Linked DNA regions of Homo sapiens: region 1 is linked to region 2. The links are chromatin loops, found by intact Hi-C in ENCODE. Cell type or tissue: chondrocyte. All regions are shown on one strand.

Region 1 (2,500 bases), 400 kb before region 2:
TCTCAGCTGTCCACACTCTCCCTTTCCTGCCATCTTACAGGAGGTCCTCGTCCATCCTTCTCCTTACCAAGGCTAGAGGACTTCCACCCTCTTCCTCCGTGATGGGTCTTCCATGCAAGTGTCCAGTTAAGCTTCTTAACACACAGGCTGGATAGCGAGACCCCTGCCTTAAAACATCCTTGGCCTGCTGTTGACAGTAGGAAAAGGACCAGGTTCCTGAGCATGACGTTCTGACCCCTGCTTCCTTCCTAGCCTCATCACCTGATATCATGTCATGATATCACTAGTTTCTGTGTCCTGCTAGTTTCTGTGTCCCTGAAAACACTACCCATTTCCACGGTCTGTCTTTCTTCCATTTCAACTTAAAACCCTATTCATCATTTGGAGTCTTGGTTGATAGAGCACCCAGTTCTTGTCTGGTGCCCTGGGCTGAGCTGCCCTCGCACACTGACTCCTGCACCCCTATGGACCACAGACCTGAGGGCCTCTGAGTAGAGAGGGGCTCTGCCCTGTTTTCAGCCTGCAGAGGCTGTTTGATGGGAGTGGGGCCCTTTTATCTCTTCTATGAAGCTTTTTGCTATCCCCTATAACTCAGCGCTGCATCCTCAATGCGACAGGGACCACTTAGCGTTTGTAATCGGCACACACAAATTTATGTCTGCCTGAGATGGCTTCACTTTTATCCTCTTTGGGCCAAGTCTCTAAATTCTACAGAAGGCCTAGAATCTTTAGTTCCCAATGCCAGAGCCCTCTCTCAGCATGACCCCACCAGTGACCCCTGAACCATAGGTGGGATGGCAGAGCTAAATTCAGGAAGTTACCATGGCTGAAAATCTAGAGCCCAAGGCTTGCTCTAGACACTAACTTCCTTCTTGTGGGACTGAGAGAGAAGGGCACAGCCACTTACTGCAGCTGCCATGTGTCTGCACTGGACTGAAAAGCTTTACAACCTTCCTCTCTTCCATCTCCAACAATCCCTTCCAATGTGGGAGTGGACGTTATTCTTGCTTCACAAGTAAGCTAACTGCGGCTCACAGAGGACAGGTATGATTGCCAAGGTCATGCAGCCTAGGGCTTTGGATAGTCTGTTGTCTGTTATGCCAAGGTACTTATTTCTCTTGGCCAACCCAAGTATCAGATGGACTGATGTTCCGTCTGCTTCCACCAAACAGCCTTTGCAGGCTGAAAGCGGAGCAGAGCCCCTCTTTGCTTGGTGGGGGTCCTTAGGTCTGTGGCCCATCATAGGGGTGCAGGGGTCAGAGTGTGGGGGCCGCTCAGCGCAGGATGCCCAGAAAAGCTCACTGCCTGTGTGCACAGCCGCTCTGTGGCCAGCAGAGGGCGTGACAGTACCTCATCTGAAGTCTGGCTACTCCCGCCACAGCGGTCTCCAAGCCCTCTCAGTAGTACCAGCTGAGGGCTCCTGTCATTCTTTCCTTTGGAGGGTCCCCTGCTAGCATTCTGAATGACCAGACCAGTTTGACTCAGTACAGAGGCCCCCACAGTCCTCTGGTGTGGGTGCAGGTGGGAGGTCAGCTTGGGAGTCCTTGACTATTCAGAGGCCCCCGTCATCCCTCTCTTCTACTTTCTCTGTCTTTTCTCTTGCTTTCCCTCAATGCCTCTGCCCTCTTCTTCCCACCTCCATTTCGAGGAGCTGGGCTGGCAGTGCAGGTGACCACAGATAAGCCACTTTCTCCCACTGGTCCAGGGTTCTTGGTTGCAAAGTGCGGTTAGATCAGATACCTCCCATCCACTGGTGCTCCTGTCTCTTCCCACCCACCCCAGCCCTTTCTCTGCTCCCCTGCACAGCCCTTTGGAAGGAGAGAGGCCAAAGCTGGGGAGGTGCCATTTGGCTTGGTTGGCAGCTCCAGAAAAAGGCTCTGTGGGGTGGGGAGGGACTCTTAGCTTTGGTTAAAAATGCAGCTCTAGGAGGGGTCTCAGTGGGTCCCTGCTCTCCCTTCCTCCTGCCCAGAGGGGTGCTCCTGCAGGGAGGAGGTGGTGTCTGCTTCAAGCTTGTCTCTGGGCTTCTGTCTCCAATCCTGGAAGAAACTGTGCAGAGCAAAACCCCGGAGCGTGAGAGTCTCCAGGCTAATTGGGGTTGTCCTCAGCCCCTGTTGATGTGAGTGTGTAAAGACACAATCAGGTACTCAGGGGAAATCAGAGCCCCAGGAGCCTCCTCGGGAGGCAGCCCTCCTTGTTAGGGTGGCTGACCTTCGCCCCTTCCCTCCTCTCTGGGTCAATTCTCTTAATTTCGCAAGTGACCCGGGCTTCCTTGATCCCCATGGCAGGGCCTCCCTCCCTCCCACCCCCTTGCTTGGCAGGAAGCAGGGGCGCCCCCACTGGCCTCCCCCAGCTGACCTCGCTCTGCCGCTCACTCCACTCTCATTAGGCTCACTCCCTGGGGCTTGTCTCCAGGGACCTGCCCCTGCCTGACCTCTGAACTGGGGAATGGCTTCTCCTAAAGCCAAAAACATTGGTTCCTGGATGATGGGGAGGTGAGAGT
Region 2 (2,500 bases):
AAAGCCTTAGATGCCCCTTCTGGAGAGGAGAAGGCAGAGGTCAGAGAGGGACAAAGGTTTGGCCACAGCCTATAAGGAGTCCAACATGCTGAGCCTGGCCCTCTGGGGCTCACACATGGGATCCAGTGAGCCCACTGAGTCCTGGGGGCCCAGACAGTGCAGGGGCCACAGCTCCAGGCCATTTCCATTCCCTGGGTTGGCACCTGCTTAGTGAGCACCCCTTATGTCCCAGGCACCACAACCTCATCTCTCAGGAGACAGCAGAGCAGAAAGCAGATCACCATCCCACCCCTCAGTGGGGGAGACTGACCATACAAAAACGAATCAGTGAAATGGATACCCTCAGTGATTGCAGTTTATTATCATGACCTGTTACTATATAGCCTGTTCAGTGCAAGGGCAAGTGCTGGGGGAGGGGTGGGTGCTGAGCCCTCGCAGGGGCTAAGAACTTTCCATGCATGATCCCATGTCCTCCTCACAGAGACCCGGCCAAGTGGGGATCATCCTCTTGCTTTTGCAGATGAAGAACCTGCCCTCCAGAGCCCTAGTACTCCCACTTCTCATTCTGGCATCTAAGTCATGGCCACCCTCCCCAGCCTCAGTCCAGGCCCCTCTGCAGCTGTCTAAAGACCGAGGCCTCCCTCTGGTGGCCACATGATGCCCAGGTGGAGGCACTGCTGGGGCACTTCACCTCAGATCCTATTGGTGGGGGAAGGAGGCAGCACTGGCCCTGATCCTATTCAGCTACTCAGATGCAGGCAGAGTGGTTCAAATCCTGGTTCTTCCATTTATTCCACTAACTGTATGACTTGAATAAGTCAGCTGATCTCTAAGCCCCTATGTCCTTACCTGCCAAATGCAAATCATAAAGGCCCTGCCTTTTTGCTGTGATGACTAAATGGGATGAAGAATGAAATGTGCTAAGCAAATGCCTGGTACATAGTGACCGAATGAGAGTCGATAACAGTAACCTTGGTTGCTACTCCTATCGTTAGTATCCGGCCTCAGTTTCCCAGCCTATGAAATGGGAATGGGAAAGTCTCATCTATCCGAACTTCACAAAATGATCACTCTTTTAGTCAATAATTATTTATTGAGCACCTACTACAATCAGGACCTATAGTATTTTAGGCTCCCTCACCTTGTGGTCTGCTCTTTTGGGGTAGGGGGCGGAAAGCAGACTCCTGCTGCCACCCAGGCAGGTGCCCAGGCTCTAGGGAGTGGAGAGGGTGGAGTTGCTGAGTGCTGGCTGCCAAGTAGTGGGTCAGCCGCGCCACCTAGCGACCACATGTCCCCATGTCAGCTCTGCTCATTTTCTTGCTGGGAACGTTTGTGCCTTCTGCCTGGGCTTTAGGACTGCAAATCAGGCTCCCTCCAAGGGGTCACGAGCTGTGGAAAGCCAGGACCTTGTGCCAGAGCTTGTGGCCCCATAATATTTCCAGGTGCTTCTCAGGCCCCAGGAAGGTGGCAGCCAAGGCAAGAGCTTGGAAGGAGTCAGGATCTGAGGTTGCTGGCAGGGCCTCTTGGACTGCAACTTACTAAGCTAGTCTGGCCTTTATCTTTCCTCTCCTGCAAAATGGGTGATCATAAAAGAAGTCCCTCCACACACCGAATTGAAATGAGCCTCAGAGGAGATGGGAAGGTGGGGGAGGACGTGAAAGTGGTGGGAGCTGGATCTTCCTGTGAGAGGACAGATGGAACCGTGTGAGCTACGAATGAACTGAGTCAGCCCTGGCGACCTGCTGACTAGAGCAGGGACCCAGGACTGAGGCTAGAGTGGTGGATAGGACCTCAAATTCCAGGCTGGATGAGGTCAACAAGGGATTGTGGATAGAAAAGACAGATGAGGCCCTCAAATGCTAAGAGGTTGGGAAAGCAAAATCAACAACTGAGACTCATAAGAGGGGGCCTCAGAAGTAAGAGAAAAACTAGGCAAGGTTGGTCTCTTGGAGGAAAAACAAGAAGGCATTTCAAGGAGGAGAGAATGATCAACTGGCCACATGTGGCAGACAAGCCAAGAAGCTGAGAAATGCCACAGGGACATAGGACCTAGCAATGCAGGGGTCACTGGTGATGTTGATGAGAGCAATTTGGGGCAAGTGGGACAAGAGTCTAATTAGGGAGGTCCAAGAATGATGGGAGAAGAGGAACCAGAAACAGAGAGGACAGACACTTTCAAAGCAGTTGCTATGAAGGGAAAGAGAGACAGGGCAGGGGCCGGAGAGGAGAAATCATCAGGAGGGCCTTGCTTGTCTGTATCCTTGTTTAAGATGGGAATACTAAGAGATTATTTATATGCTCATGAGAATGGTCCAGCTGGCTCTTTGAGAAGATCTTTAAAATCTATAAACCCCTAGCCAGGCTAATTAGGGAAAAGAGAAAAAAAGACAAATTGTCAATATCCAGGAATAAGAGAGATGAAATCACTACAGATTCTAGAATAATAAGGGAGTGTTATGAACAACTTTATGTCAATAAGTTTGACAGCTTAGATGAAATT

The links. Peaks named below come from ENCODE experiments on the same cell type or tissue, not always from the same donor. Only the 100,000 strongest peaks of a DNase experiment are listed, where the experiment ranks them.
Region 1: it touches region 2 in a loop (4-fold over the local background); 15 of 110 quality-filtered maps call a loop at or near these places.

What each region holds. Positions count from the first base shown.
Region 1 is chr10:69,913,669-69,916,168 of GRCh38, reverse strand. All of the region lies in intron 17 of COL13A1 (collagen type XIII alpha 1 chain), which reads right to left. Among named protein-coding and RNA genes, the nearest start is that of LINC02636, 94 kb to the left of the region's middle. RefSeq lists a silencer at 1,260-1,349 and an enhancer at 1,410-1,459. In chondrocyte, CTCF peaks have their summits at 1,114 and 1,325 (motif pointing right); no DNase peak of the experiment used is centred here.
Region 2 is chr10:69,514,594-69,517,093 of GRCh38, reverse strand. It overlaps a transcript of TSPAN15 not described here. Among named protein-coding and RNA genes, the nearest start is that of NEUROG3, 58 kb to the left of the region's middle. RefSeq lists a silencer at 1,306-1,355. In chondrocyte, CTCF peaks have their summits at 1,044 and 1,282 (motif pointing left); no DNase peak of the experiment used is centred here.